Regions from separate parts of the Homo sapiens genome. Here regions 2, 3, 4 and 5 are each linked to region 1. A link is a contact called in ENCODE Hi-C or POLR2A ChIA-PET data. All regions are on one chromosome and are shown on one strand. Each heading gives the region's core, a stretch centred on a gene start or an enhancer-like site at or near the end of the contact. The rest is flanking DNA. Distances are from core to core; before and after follow the strand shown. Region 1 holds the start of COPS2 (COP9 signalosome subunit 2). Region 2 has its middle 23 kb from the start of AP4E1. Region 3 holds the start of TRPM7 (transient receptor potential cation channel subfamily M member 7). Region 4 overlaps USP8 (ubiquitin specific peptidase 8). Region 5 overlaps HDC (histidine decarboxylase).

Evidence for each region. A loop is a pair of places that touch in the nucleus more often than their neighbours do. ChIA-PET counts read pairs that join two places held with the same protein, here RNA polymerase II (POLR2A). Pooled maps may share reads with other maps.
Region 2: a loop to region 1 is called in a pooled map, with 7 times the contacts of the local background. The contact joins the enhancer-like site here to the promoter of COPS2 in region 1. A Hi-C loop is called at or near these places in 1 of 37 single-sample maps with no recorded cell type and 5 of 50 pooled maps. POLR2A ChIA-PET finds 5 or more read pairs at or near these places in 1 of 52 experiments (naive thymus-derived CD4-positive, alpha-beta T cell).
Region 3: a map of CD8-positive, alpha-beta T cell shows a loop between it and region 1 (2.9-fold over the local background). The contact joins the promoter of TRPM7 here to the promoter of COPS2 in region 1. A Hi-C loop is called at or near these places in 2 of 168 maps with a recorded cell type or tissue (CD8-positive, alpha-beta T cell and naive thymus-derived CD4-positive, alpha-beta T cell) and 10 of 50 pooled maps.
Region 4: a pooled map shows a loop between it and region 1 (5-fold over the local background). The contact joins the enhancer-like site here to the promoter of COPS2 in region 1. A Hi-C loop is called at or near these places in 3 of 50 pooled maps.
Region 5: a pooled map shows a loop between it and region 1 (12-fold over the local background). The contact joins the enhancer-like site here to the promoter of COPS2 in region 1. A Hi-C loop is called at or near these places in 6 of 50 pooled maps. POLR2A ChIA-PET finds 5 or more read pairs at or near these places in 2 of 52 experiments (activated CD8-positive, alpha-beta memory T cell and activated naive CD4-positive, alpha-beta T cell).

Annotation. Positions count from the first base shown.
Region 1 is chr15:49,154,125-49,156,968 of GRCh38, forward strand. COPS2 (COP9 signalosome subunit 2) reads right to left here and starts at 1,475. Exons shown (of 13, transcript NM_004236.4): 1 at 1,401-1,475. The coding sequence starts at 1,454. It also overlaps a transcript of GALK2 not described here and the pseudogene NDUFAF4P1. RefSeq lists enhancers at 1,221-1,750, 1,509-2,427.
Region 2 is chr15:50,884,576-50,887,419 of GRCh38, forward strand. No RefSeq gene overlaps it. Among named protein-coding and RNA genes, the nearest start is that of AP4E1, 23 kb to the right of the region's middle. Within about 2 kb of position 1,381, at least 26 of the 41 ENCODE cell types and tissues checked have a DNase peak (open chromatin) inside an H3K27ac peak, as active enhancers do.
Region 3 is chr15:50,685,451-50,688,294 of GRCh38, forward strand. TRPM7 (transient receptor potential cation channel subfamily M member 7) reads right to left here and starts at 1,347. Exons shown (of 39, transcript NM_017672.6): 1 at 1,081-1,347. The coding sequence starts at 1,083. It overlaps LOC128092252, which reads right to left and starts at 1,267. Exons shown (of 4, transcript NM_001414947.1): 1 at 1,081-1,267. The coding sequence starts at 1,267. RefSeq lists enhancers at 435-1,299, 829-1,248, 1,559-1,738 and a silencer at 1,299-1,468.
Region 4 is chr15:50,443,303-50,446,146 of GRCh38, forward strand. The region is part of intron 3 of USP8 (ubiquitin specific peptidase 8); the gene reads left to right. Among named protein-coding and RNA genes, the nearest start is that of USP8, 20 kb to the left of the region's middle. RefSeq lists enhancers at 1,535-1,624, 1,745-1,854. Within about 2 kb of position 1,474, at least 4 of the 41 ENCODE cell types and tissues checked have a DNase peak (open chromatin) inside an H3K27ac peak, as active enhancers do.
Region 5 is chr15:50,246,463-50,249,306 of GRCh38, forward strand. HDC (histidine decarboxylase) reads right to left here. Exons shown (of 12, transcript NM_002112.4): 10 at 1,783-1,881. Among named protein-coding and RNA genes, the nearest start is that of HDC, 18 kb to the right of the region's middle. Within about 2 kb of position 1,494, at least 9 of the 41 ENCODE cell types and tissues checked have a DNase peak (open chromatin) inside an H3K27ac peak, as active enhancers do.

The DNA of each region.
Region 1 (2,844 bases), core at 225-2,724:
ACGAAACCCCCCATAAATATGTACAAAATACTATGAATCAATTAAAAAAATACAAGCACATATAAAAGAAACATTTTGATAACAAAACACCTGTAATATAAATAAACAGGTAATAAGTAAAAATGGACAGATACATATTCTTAATGAACTGAAGTCACTGCCTACAACTGGCTTGCACAAACTAAAATGTAAGGTAGAAACCATAACTATTAGCGAAACTACATTTAACTTTAAAAATTATAAAAATCTCTACTATGACTTTCAAATAATAGCGAGAATTTCCTTTCTCCCTTTTGCAAAGTGTGCCTTATTTTAAAATGCAAAAAACTGAAAATATATACGAAAAAGTTATAGACTAATTCAAAACAATGTATTAATATTTTGACAATCTCTGGCACTTAAAATGAGTCAGACGTCCCAAAACATCTATTTCGTAACTTTATGATAATGCAGCATCACCATAAAAGAACCATATGAAACACCCCCAAAATAAAGAAACACAGCAAAATTGACGTTAATTCTGGATCAAGATAATTTTCTGAGTTTCCACACGATGTTTTTGAATAGCAAACGTTATTCAAACTTGCAAATCCATTAATAAATGAAGCTTTGAATCTTTAAAAATCTCCATTCGGTCAGAAAAATTCGTTTATTTCTATGCTGTTGCTGTTTTAAACTTTGTATACTGGGAAATTTCTAAGGGAAAAGCCATGGGTTCAATTATCTTTCACCCGTCCTCCAAAAACACCACAAGCAAAACCTCCTCCCCAGCTTTTCTTTATAAAGAACTGAAAAAGTGGTTCGACTACCTTTTTTTCAGTTATCTTTGCTCTGAACTCTCCCCTACACACTTACCTCGGACCAAAACTGGCCCTGGCAAGACTATTTAAGCTATGTCTCCAGGAGACTCACAAGTTGCGTTTCGCAGTCAGGCCTGGGAGCAGTAAGGACACCCCCGTTTTCTGACTTCTCCTAGCATTTCGCACCCGCTCAGTTCCAGTGTGAAGAAGTGGGGGCCCGGAACGCTGGGCCCGAAAGGGCAAAGCCAGGGCCTACACCGCAGCATGGTCACCGAGGCGGCTAGCGCGGTGGGGAGGCAGAAGACAGAGAACCGAACGCCTGGGACCAGGGGCATCCGTGTAAACCGAAGAGGCGCTCAGACTCGGAGGGCAAGGCCCGGGGCCCCCTTCGCTGCCTCCTTTGCCCTCCCTTCCCCCATGCTGGAGAAGCAGGGCCCGGGCCCGGTGCGGGAACGGGGAGGAGGTAAACCAGTCCTGTCACCGCACTGAGAGAGGCTGTAAACGGCACATGCTCTACGGGGAGAGGCCGCGGGCGCCCCGGCCCGGACCCCGAAAACAAGACACATCACCACCCTCAGAGTTCCATTCCCTGCGCCTCACCAGGTCGTAGTCCTCCTCATCATCGCACATGAAATCATCCTCCATGTCAGACATCTTGGCCGGGAGGGGGAGGAGAAATTGGAGACAACCTCCTCCCACAATCCTCCGCGGCTCAGAGGCGTCACTCTCAGCTTCTTTCCGCCTTCCAGTCCCTCTTAGAGGAGCTGTTTCCTGCCGGAACTAATTATCTCGACTTGTAGCTGATTCGCTACGACTCCAAAAGAGACTGCACCACCCCCCGTTTCCTCCGAAGTGGTTGGTGCCTTAGCAACTAAAGCTGGCAACTGGGACATCGTCCGGTGCTGCAGGTCTCAGCCGAAGGGCGTCGGAAACTGCGCTCGCATCGAGCAGTTTCCAGCCTCCTGGGTAAAGGAGCAGTCTCCTCCCTTGCTTGGGACTCTGGACGCATCTCATTCCGGTGAAAGTAAGGGACAGCTTAGGACCAGAAGCCTTTCGCGGAGAAAAGGCTGACATGCCCGTCCTATATGACAGGTATTATTTCTGCTATCATTGTACGTGTGCATTTAGCCCACACATTGCGGTGGGTGTTCCTAAGATACTTGGAGTACTTTTCAGCAACACAGTTTACACTTAATGCTTGTTATATTTGTAGTTGACAAAACAATTCTATGGATATCCTAAATTAGGTATGCAGCTATCAGTTGAGTTGCCTTAAATCTTACTCAGTTGTTCAACGAGTTGTAAACTGACCTTTACAGCCCTTGGGACCAAATTAAGGTAACAACGACTGGTTTTTAAAAAATACATTACTGTGAACCTGAGGGCATCATGTTGTAAGGAGATGGGGGCTGCGGTGACTCGCGGGATCAGGAATTTCAAGAGAACCGAGCGGAAAGGGAAATCCGCAACATGAAGCCCTCTCTCGCTCCCAGGCACCCCTCTACCAGCAGCCTCCTGCCAGAGCAGATTAGTCTCTATCCAGAAATTAAGGGAGAGATTGCTCGTAAAGATGACAAGCTGCTGTCATTTCTAAAATATGTGTGTGTTGATTCCAAAGATCCTGTGTCTTCCGTGCAGCTGAAAGCTGCTGAAACACGTCAGGAGCCAAAGAAATTCAGATTGCCGAAAGGCCATCACTTTGATATGATAAATATTAAGAGCATTCCCAAAGGCAAAATTTCCACTGTAGAAGCATTGACACTTTTCAATAATCATAAACTTTATCCAGAAACATGAACTGCTGAGAAAATAGCGCAAGAATATCATTTAGAACAGAAAGATGTGAATTCCCTTCTTAAATATTTTGTTACTTTTGAAGTCAAAATCTTCCCTCCTGAAGACAAGAAAGCAATACAATCAAAATGAAGAAAATCACAAAAATTTCCTATGTGTACTCCTCATCCCTCATCCTGTATATTTTCTTATTTTTGCATATTAAATTATGTTAATTACCAAGTGTTTAATGCTCTCATTGTGAGAGCAT
Region 2 (2,844 bases), core at 131-2,630, 1.7 Mb after region 1:
TGGGATGTAACCCTACTGTAAATCAAGGAGCATCATCTGTATGTAACACCTTGCTCTTAGCAGTATAGAAGGACTACTGATGCAATTAATTCTGTCATATGATCTACGTAGTTTTTGAAGTTTTGATTCTCGTTAGTATATTAGTACAGGGCTGGGCGCGGTGGAGTATAGCCTCAGGCTTCAACAGTACTATCACTTCTTTGGAATGTTATTTAGTTTCTTTTTAACTTGATTCATTTTTGATCCCTTGGTCAGTTCCCATAATGCTCTGGATCAGGGCCTGCTTGAATATTAAATTCCCATTGTTTCCTTCTGGGAAGGTCTCTGCTTATCCAATCTGGAGCCTATCTTTCTTCCTTGTCCTGGATCTGGTAGACTATTGAGAAAAGTCCTTACAAAGATTTCCTGGGAACTGGATTTTTAAAATGAGTGCATGTGGGAAAATACTCTCCAAGTGCAAAGGGGACTCTGTTTTTACCTCTACTTATATTTCCAGCTCCTCGGGGAAAATAAAAGTATTACAGGTCAAATCTCTTTACAAGTAGCTCAACTTGACTGTCTAAATATGTGGTATGGAGTAGAGTTTTATTTCATGGATTACTGCTTGCACTAGGTTAGACATAAACTGGGCTGTGGAGAACTTTTGGTTAAATAGAGATTTTCATTGCAAAGGTATTTGTTGTAGAGGAATTTACCCAGTAAACAGATATCTTCCAGCTAATGTTTTTACCAGGCTGATTCAGACCGGGTAGCAGGAGCGGGAAAACACTGTGGACACAGTCTGCTGGCTAGCGGTCAAGGCAGAGGCAAGTCTGGCACAGGCAAAAGTCTGTGTGAAATGTGGACCTGAGTCATGAAAGGAGGGGAAGAAACTAGTATGTGTCATTCTGAAAAAGCTCTTCTTAGGGCTCTTTGGGCTGTAACCACTGCCTCTCTCCATAGAGAGTCACAGGGCCTCACTTGGCTCTTCCTGCTGCATTTTCAGACTTAAAAGGAAGCCACCGGCCGGGCGTGGTGGCTCATGCCTGTAATCCCAGCACTTTGGGAGGCCGAAGCGGGCGGATCACGAGGTCAGGAGATCGAGACCATCCTGGCCAACACAGTGAAACCGCATCTCTACTAAAAATACAAAAATTAGCCGGGCATGGTGGCGCATGCTTGTAATCCCAGCTACTTGGGAGGTGGAGGCAGGAGAATCCCTTGAACCAGGGAGTTGGAGGTTGCAGTGAGCCGAGATTGCGCCACAGCACTCTAGCCTGGCGACAGAGTGAGACTCCGTCTCAAAAAAAAAAAAAAAAAAAGGAATCCACCTTCAGGCAAATTCCCTCCGCCTCTCAAGAAAGATAATAAAACAAAATGGAGAGTCCTCGTCTCTAAAAAACCTGGGTCAGGTTTTGAATGAACGCAGTACCGTGACCCAGCATTAGGGGCTAGGAACGTCCACAGTCACGACTGAGGCTTGCTGCTCTGGCGCCCCCTTGGGCATGAGAGTGGAACTGTATACAAAGTTGCCTAAATCCCCACTGCTGCAGTCCCCAGAACACCACCCAGTGTCTCTTTTTCTAGGCCTTTCTCAGCCTGGAGAGTTTCCTAACTTTTTGCCATTCCCAAGGTTTTTCTCTGACCACCACCAAACCCTTCTCAATCTACTAATTTTTCTAAACAAATTATTTTATCTTTCTAATTCTGCATGCATCTCTAGTCACTAAGCCCCAGAAAGATCCTGTAGCAAGCTGTCAATCAATAATAAATTAGCATTTCTGAAATTCATGAGACTTTTTCTTAGTTTTATTGAAATATATTTTATGTACCATAAGACTTCACCCATTATAAGTGTACAGTGAATAATTTTTAGTAAATTGATAGCTTTGTGCAACCACTGTCACAATCCAGTTTTAGAACATTTCTAACACCCAGAAAATTACTTGTGAGAATGTGCAGTCAAAAAAAAAAGAAACAAAACAAACAAACAAAAAGAGAATTTGCAGTCAATCCTCACTTGTTACCTTCAGTTTCAGACAACTACTGATCTGCTTTCTGTCTCTAAAAATTTTCCTTTCCTGGTCATTTCATATAAATGAAATCATACACTATACAGTTTTTTGTGACTGGCTTCTTTCACTTAGCATAATGTTTTCAAAGTTCACCCATGTTGTAGCATGTGTCAGTACTTCATTCCTTTTTATGGCTGAATAATAGTCCATTGTATATAGATAAACTACATTTTGTTTATTCATTCATCAGTTGATGAACATTTGGGTTGTCTCCAGTTTTTGGCTATTATGAATGATGTTGCTATGAACATTTCTATACAAGTGTTTGCATGAATATATGTTTTCATTTCTCTTGGGTAGATACTTAGTAGAATCGCTGAGTTGTATGGCAAATCTATTTAGCTTTTTAAGAAACTGCCAAACAATTTCACAATGTGGCTGTTCTATTTTATATTCTCATCAGCAATATGTGAAGGTTTTCCCATAACTCCTCCATCACTAGGTATTGTCTGACTTTTTGGTTATAGCTTAGTGGGTGTGTTAATGCTATCTTATTGTGGTTTTGACTTGCACTTCCCTCATGACTAATGATGTTGCGCATTTTATCAAGTGATTATTAGCCATTTACATATCCTCTTTGGTGAAATGTCTATTCAAATGTTTACTTCATTTTAAAATTAGATTATTAGTCTTCTTATTACTAAGTTATGAGTTCTTTGTATATTTTGGATATAAGCCCTTTATCACATACATCAGTTATAAATATTTTCTTTCAGTCTACATCTTTTCAATTTATTATGGATGTCTTTTAAACCCAAAAGTTTTAATTTTGATAAAATCCAATTTGTCA
Region 3 (2,844 bases), core at 97-2,596, 1.5 Mb after region 1:
TGTCTCAAAACAAACAAACAAAAAAGAATAAGGTGGAAAATAGTGAAAGACACATTATTTATTCAAAGTATTACTACATTTGTGTTATAAGTAAAACTCTTATTTTAGTTTTGTATGGCACTTGAATTAGCGTCCAGTGAAAAGCAAACTTGCCAGACTCCAGCAGAGGGAGAGTTGTTTGCATAAAGCCTATCAAATTCAAGTACTGACCAAAAATACCTACTTTGCTCTTCATGTCCCTGATGTAAATGACTTTCTTAAGAAATCTTCAAAATTGGTTCCTGATATCCAAAAATAAAAAGCTCTATCGGAAGCTGCAATGCACCGCCTCCCTCTCTCCATTCCGCACCTTTCGGTTTAAAACACGATCAACTGTTCTCTGGGGCAAGGGATGCGGTAGTTCGACTTAAATCCTGACTGACAGTACATTGTCTTGGTCCCCACAGAAGCCTCCCCCCACCCACCAAAATCCTTAATTCTTGCTAAAGAAAAAAGATCTACCATCAATATTGTCAAATCCCTCCCTTTTGGTTCCAAAAAGGAAATGTACCTGTAGAGTATCCGCTGCACAGCAAACAAGGCACTGCTCCAAACCCGTGTCCTCTACCCCCTTTTTGCACCCTTCTAGCCCTCCCTCCCTTTTTTCCATGTAAAACTTGAGCAGAGCATTTGGTTCCCTTATCTGCCAGCAACTGGCGCCAGGAGGACCGTGCTCCCAGGAGATGCGGAGCTTGTAGGCTGAGCCCTGCGTCGGGCGCGCTGAGGCCGCTCAGCTGAGCCCAGCCAGGTAGTCCCGGGCTCGCGCCTCTGCCGCCTGGAGAGGCCCTCGCTGGGAGCCGAGTCTCGGCTCAGGGGATTCCCGCGAAGAGGTGTCGCCTCTAACTTGCTACCTGCTCCCGCCCCTCACCCCAGAACGAACTGCACACCCGTCCCGAGAGGACAAATCCGGAAGCCTCAAGGCAATTCGAGGGTCCTTCGCCGCATGGAACGCGGCTCCCCACACACTTGCCTGCCAAGTCTCTCCTTTACCGCCCGCAACCCCAGAACCATTCCCCGCCCGGGCCTGCGTGGGTCCAGTACCATTCTCCTCACGGGGCGGACTCCGGAAGGGCAGCAACTCCACCTCCTCCTCCTCCGCGGCCTGTAGCCATCTATCGGGAAGCGTCTCCGGAGGCGGCAGCAGAGGCCGCCGGACAAGGAACGCCCAGGGAAACCTTCTCAGAACTAACTCAGCTCCGGCGCTAGCAGCAGAAGCCGAGTCTTTCATAATTGTGCGACCAACTCCTCCGGGTGACTGGCCACAGGGACGCGCCCGCGCCCGCCTCCGCCGGCGACGGGGCTGGGGACGGACCACGTGAGCGGCGCGGCGCGGCGCGTGCGTCGCCGCCCGCGGGTCGGGTCACGTGAAGGGCGCGCGCTCCCTCGATTCCAGGCCGCCTCCCTGCGCGCCGCGCGCACGCGCTGGGCAGGTTCGCGCCGCCACGCCGACCGCCTCTGGGTTCCCAGAAAGTGGTGGGGTGTTCACGCCGTATCTCCGTTGGGTACCTAGGCGGGACTTAGACAAACTTCAGCCTCAGCTACGAGAGTGGAACTTGGGGAATCGGAGGTTGAGGGTTAAGGTTCAAGGCTTGCGGATCCAGTCTGGAGTTGCTGTGTGGGCTCATTCCGCTAACTAGGCCTGGCCTGTGCCGACTCGCTCCAGCAAACTCGAGTGTCGCAACACACTCTGTGTGCTTCAGAGCGAGTAGAGGCTTTAAATGTTACTCTCTCCTCGTCCAAAATGCAGAATCATCTTTTTACCCCAATCATGTTCTTTCTCTAGCCTCTCCTGTTGCTGCCGGTAAATATTCTTCTTTGTTTAACTATGGGACTGTCTTTTTCCCTCCAGAGATACTCACCCACATACACGCATACACCACACCTTCTGCACCAAAAACTGGGTTGTTCCCTTGATGTAATATGTACCTATCCACCTTTCCATTTATTTTGCTGTCACACATGCCAAGGTTTGGCTATTAGCAATGGTTTACTAAATGTTATTCCTTATCTACTGGGAAGACCACAATCAGTTTAATTTTCTTAAAACTGCTTTAACATCTTTCTGCTCCTGAAGTCTTCGAGAGTTCCTCAATCTGACCCTCAGGGATCTGACTGTCTTATCTCTTTTTTAAAAACGACTTTATTTTAAAATAATTGACATGACAAACTGCACGTATTTAAATGTCCAATTTGATAAGTTTTGACATACCTGTGCACCCATGAAATCACCATAATCAAATGAACGTATTCACCTCTAAGTTTCCTCCCCCCCCTTCATAATCCCTTCATCTCGTCCCTCTCCATCACGTCCCTTATCAACTACAGATCTACTTTCAGTACAGATAAGTTTGCACATGCTAAAGTTTTATATACGGGAATCATACAGCACGCACCTTTTTTTTCCGTCTAACTTCTTTCATTCAGCATAATTATTGCCTCTCAAACATTATGACCCACAATTCACTGAAGTAGGATCTTCTCTCAGAAAAAAAACTAATCCACCCACTGGTTCCCCCAGCTTGTGAACAATCTTCAGGTATTGTGTATTTCTTCCCCATCTGGCAGGTCCAGCAGAACCAAGACTTAAAAATGTTTTAATATATGTGTCACACTAAATTGTCAGCCTTGGGGAAGGCATCTTGACTAATTTATGCATGCAGTCAATAAATGTTTATCTTCTGGATTTCAGTTGGGCCTACACATTTCCTGCCTGTAGGGAGTTTATAATCTAGAAGGTAGAGGCAGACAAACTGGAAAATCAAAATAAAATGAGATTAGAGTGCTTTGTTTCGTTAGAACTTTGTA
Region 4 (2,844 bases), core at 224-2,723, 1.3 Mb after region 1:
TGCTGGGATTACAGGCGTGATCCTGTGAGCCACTGTGCCTGGCCACTTATTTTTATTTTTAGAGGAGTGTGACTTTTGGTTGTTAAGGAATGACTTTAATATTTTACTTAATGGTGATAAATCATTGCTGGTATTTCTTCTCATTAGCAAAGTTATTCTAATAATAGTTACTAGGTTTTTTTTGTTTTTTGTTTTTTTAAAGACGGAGTCTCACTCTGTCGCCCAGACTGGAGTGCGGTAGCTCAATCTCGGCTCACTGCAACCTCTGCCTCCCAGGTTCAAGCGGTTCTCCTGCCTCAGCCTCCCGAGTAGCTGGGACTACAGGTGTGCACCACCACGTCCAGCTAATTTTTGTGTTTTTAGTAGAGATGGGCTTTCACCATATTGGCCAGGCTGGTCTTGAACTCCTGACCTCATGATCCGCCTGCCTCTGCCTTCCAAAGTGCTGGGATTCCAGGCTTGAGCCATCATGCCTGGCCAATTACTAGGTTTTAAATCTGTCTTTGAAGAGGGGGCCCCTTGCATTTGGAGGTTCATTCATCTGTCCACAATGGATGAATTAGTCCTGCCCTGGGAAAAATACTGTTTAATATTTTTGGCCATACTTATCTGCAGGTAAGAGACAGAGGCCTTCCTAAATTCAAACAAGTTTTTGCACGCTCTGTGAAATATGTTAAAGTGGAATTGCTTAAAACGCAGTGTAAGTGGTGCTCACTAAAGTAAATATTTTTGAAAGTCTTAAAATTTGGATAACTTTGGTAGTTTTGTTGTTTGCTGTTTTGTTTGTGTGGTAGGTTTTTTTTTTTTTTTTTTTTTTTAAGGTGACAGTCTTGTTCTGTCACCCAGGCTGGAGCGCGATGGCATGATTTTGGCTCACTGCAACCTCCACCTCCCAAGTTCAAGTGATTCTCCTGCTTCAGCCTCCCGAGTAGCTGGGATTACAGGCACCCGCCACCACGCCTGGCCTAATTTTTGTATTTTTAGTAGAGACAGGGTTTCACCGTGTTGGTCAGGCTGATCTCGAACTCCTGACCCTCGGTGATCCACCTACCTTGGCCTCCCAAAGTGCTGGGATTACAGGCATGAGCCACCATGCCCAACCAGTTTTTTTTTTTTAATGGTCTTGTTTACTTTTTGCTTTATTTTGGAAGTTAATAGTTATTTTTTTTCTATGACAAAATTGGGAATATTTTTGTAGCCGCCTTTTTTTTTCTCTTCTTGAGAAGGTAGTGAGTACATTTAAACAGATGAGATTTTTCCATTTCCAGAGTCTCTATTGCATTTCCAAAGGGAGTATGTAGGCAGAGAAGTCCAGGCTGAGACGCTCCCTGCAAAGGCTCAGGTAACTTAGGCCATTATTTCATATGATTCAGTAGTTCATTTCCTGTTTTTCAGTAAAAGGATCATTTTCATTTGCTCTGTCCAGAGGATCTCATCTGCTTCTGTCTTAGAACTGTTTTTTGTTTGTTCTGAGACAGAATCTCACTTCCGTCACCCAGGTTGGAGTGCGGTGGGCACAGTCATGGTTCACTGCAGCCTCGACTTCCTGGGCTCAGCTGATTCTCTCACCTCAGCCTCCAGAGTAGCTGGGAGTACAGACACGCACCACCACACCTGGCTAATTTTTTAATTTTTAGTGGAAACGAGGTCTTACCCTGTTGCCCAGGTTAGTCTTGAACTCCTGGGCTCAGGTGGTCTGCCTGCCTCGGCCTCCCAAAGTGCTGGGATTACAGGTGTGAGCCACCTTGCCCAGTTGCAGAACTGTTTTCTGTTTTTTGTTATATTTTTCTGTAGCCCAGCCTCTCTAGTGTACTTCAGCTATGTGAGGTGCTAAATTTACTAACAAGATATTTTCTATTTTTTACCCTTTAGATGAGGTAGGGACTGAATGTATGTCATTGAACTTCCTTAGAAACTTGTATTTTCACTCTTATTTTATACTAGAAAATGTTAGAGATTTAGGCTGGGCGCAATGGCTCACCCCTGTAATCCCAGCACTTTGGGAGGCTGAGGCAGGTGGATCACTTGCGGTCAGGAGTTTGAGACCAGCCTGGCCAACATGGTGAAACCCCATCTCTACTAAAAATACAAAAATTAGCAGGGTGTGGTGGTATGCATCTGTAGTTCCAGCTACTCGGGAGGCTGAGGCAGGGGAATCGCTTGAACCTGGGAGGCGGAGGTTGCAGTGAGCCGAGATCGCACCACTGCACTCCAGCCTGGGCGACAGAGCAAGAGTCTGTCTCAAAAAAAAAAAAAAAAAAAAAAAAGCCTGGGCACAGTGGCTCACGCCTGTAGTCCCAGCACTTTGGGAGGCAGAGGCAGGTGGATCACAAGGTCAGGAGTTCAAGACCAGCCTGGCCAACATGGTGAAACCCCATCTCTACTAAAAATACGTAAAAAAAAAATTAGCTAGGTGTGGTGGCAGGCGCCTGTAATCCCAGCTACTTGGAAGGCCGAGGCAGGCGAATTGCTTGAACCTGAGAGGTGGAGGTTGCAGTGAGCTGAGATTGCACCACTGCACTCCAGCCTGGGCAACAGAGCAAGACTCCGTCTCAAAAAAAAAAAAAAAAATTGAGATTTAGATAAAACATTAATTTAGCAAGCTCTCTCAATAGTAGAGAAGGACACTACATTTTATTACTTATCAAAAAGTCATCTTATGAATAATTCTTTCAGGGTTATCTGAAAAAGTGGGGAAAGAAAATGTATTGAAAATATTAGTGTAGCGAATTCTAGATAAAATTAGAATTGTATTTTAAAATTTTTATGGTATTCTTGATAATTCTTCATTGGTAAACCTATTTTTGTTTAGGAAATCATGAAAGTTGTTTGAATTCATATATT
Region 5 (2,844 bases), core at 244-2,743, 1.1 Mb after region 1:
GCAGAATTTAATCCATTCACAACATTTGGAGAGGAGAGGGTAGTTCAGGTGAAGGACACGGGTGAAGGTGCAGAGATGGACTGAGCATGAGGTCTGGATGGGTCGATGAAATGCCCAAGCTAAGGTAGGAGCTAATCGTCAAGTCCTTGAAAGCCAGGCCCAGGAGTGTGGGCCTCATATGGTAGGCAATGGGGTTGCTAATAGGAGGAATTCAGGGGTTTGATTTGCAAACAGAAGTGCTAAGGGAGGTTAGTCAGGATCTGCACATTGAATATCCAGTCCCAAACTGTAAGCAAAAAAATGTTCCTAATTACTTGTAACCTCCACCAACCATTCCCCGCCCACAACCCTCCAGTCTTGAGTCTGCATTTCTAGAAACAGCACAAAGTGCCTAAAGTTCCTCAATATTGTTGGTGGCAGCTGCTCATTGGTAAACAACCAGTGGTGATTACAAAGGTAAAATTACCAACATTAAAACCAGTCATAGGAAACTGGAGAACATTATGTTAAGCAAAATAAGCCAGGCACAGAAGGACAAATTTCACATGTTCTCACTCAAACGTGGGAGTTAAAAAGTAAGCAAACTGAGCTCGTGGAGACGCACAGTAGAATGATGGTTGGCAGAGGCTGGGAAGGGTAGCAGGGAATGGGGGATAAAGAGGTGATAGTTAACGGGCGCAAAAATACAATTAAATAGATCTAATGTTAGGCGGCACAATAAGGCAACTATAGTTAACTATAATTTGCTGTACATTTCAAACTAACTTAAAGAATGGAACTAGAATGTTTCTAACACAAAGAAATGATAAATGGTTGAGTGGTGGATACCCAGTTACCCTAATTTGATCATTGCACATTGTATGCCTGTATCAAAACCTCACACATACCCCATAAATATATACGTAATTATTATGTAAGCATAATAATTATTTTTTTTAAATGTTAAAAAAAATCATAGTTACCGCTTCCACCACTTCATTTTGGTTTGTGTTTGTTTAACCAAGAAGGAATTCCCTAGAGGAAAGGTGGAAGGACAAAGACACACATAGGCAGAAAGGACAGTGTCTTCAGCTTCCCCCACTACTTTTATCAATGGCTTTGTCTTGCATGTGGACTCTTGTAGAAGTGGGAGAACAATGCCAGTGGCCAGAGTTCTTAGTTAAGTCCCGCTTCTTCCATGAAGAACATGGGAGAGAGGCTGCACCTGTCTCATTTACCTCTGTGTCCCTTTCTTAGCACAATACCTTGTAATTGTTGAATTGAATAGAAATAAATTAAGCAAAATAGGCCTTCAATAAATGCCTGTTGATGCAGGGAGGTTTGTTCCAGACTTGGTAGGTCTACCTGTCCAAGCCAGGGGAGCTTTATTTCAGGCATAATCATAATAGTGCTAAAATATTCAGCCAGCTGTGACCATTGAGGTAATTCCAAAGCAGATAGGATCCTACCCTGGCCACACACACTTCCCCTTGATTTACTTTCTCTTTCTCTTTCCTGCAAACCAGACTCTGGGGCCAACCCTCCCCAGTGCTCAGTGACAGCAAGGGGAACGGTGAGACACTCAGCAGAGGACAGGCATCAGGCAGCCCTCAGGGCATGTTGTGCTCAGCGCTCCTCTGGTTAACAAAGAGAATCAAGTCCCAGGAGCTGAGGAACAGGCCCAGACACCTGAACCACACACCGCAAGTCTCCTAGGCAGATCTGCAAAGTAGAAACCAGCCTTCCTCGCCATGAGAAAACAGAGGAACACAGGCTCAGCCCCCACAGCAGCATGCTACATACATGTCTGACATGTGCTTGAAGATTCTTCACCCCGAAGGACCGAATCACGAACCAGAGTTTAACAGAGCGAAACCGTCGGCTCAGGGGGATCTGCCAGTGCTAGAAACAAAGGAACACAGTGCCCAAGGTTAGAGACAAGGGTGCCCCACTCCCTCGGGCATTTCTGGGCATTATCTGTTGCCTGCCCAGCCCTCCAGGGATGGACGATGTCACCATGACTCTGGGAGCTGTTGCTAAGGAGTAAGCCAAGCTCCCCAAGGGTTGCCCCATCGTGTGACCAAATCACTGATGAAGGTGGCCAATAGTCACTTGTCTGAGAGCCAGACAAGTGGAAGTCAAGTCCATTACCCTGAACCAATGAGAAGGGCACTTTGCTTTCAAGTGCTGCTTTAAACATTTCATCCCGGCCCAGAAACTCAACATAAGGGAAATACATTTTTACTCTAAATGAATCTTTATTCCTTGAATAGCAGAAAATAAAGTTCTATTTTTATTCCTCCCAAAATGTAAAGTATGGTAGTTAGAGCACAGACACTAGAGCCCTGCAGACCTAGGTTTCGCCTCCAGCTGTGCCACTTACTAGCTGTGTGACCTTGGGTAGTGCCACCTCACTGGCTCATCAGTCCGGGACATAAAGAACCAATTGCACCTCCCGGGCAAGTGGTGTGAGGACAAAGAACGCCAAGAGCCTCAGAAGAAGTTGTCAGTAGGTGTTGGCTATTTAGATTATTTTAAAATGTGAGCTACAAATCACAGTAGCATTTCTGTCTAGAGCCAAGATGACCCCTATTTAACCTTACACTGCCTTGTTCATTTTCCTGTGAGATTCCTGTGATCTGAGAGCCATCACTCCAGCTGTCAGATTTCAAATGAGCACCCAAATTTCTGCCGCTGTTAGATGAAAATTGACTCTTTGCTCCTGGTGGCCAAATTCAACAGAGCTTAAAGTTCAAGGTTGCAGTCACCATACATCTGAAAATTTCCAAATCAATTTCAGACTGATTTCTCAGATCTGAAAATAGAGCAGAGGATTTGGAAAACATTTACAGTTATTCTAATGAG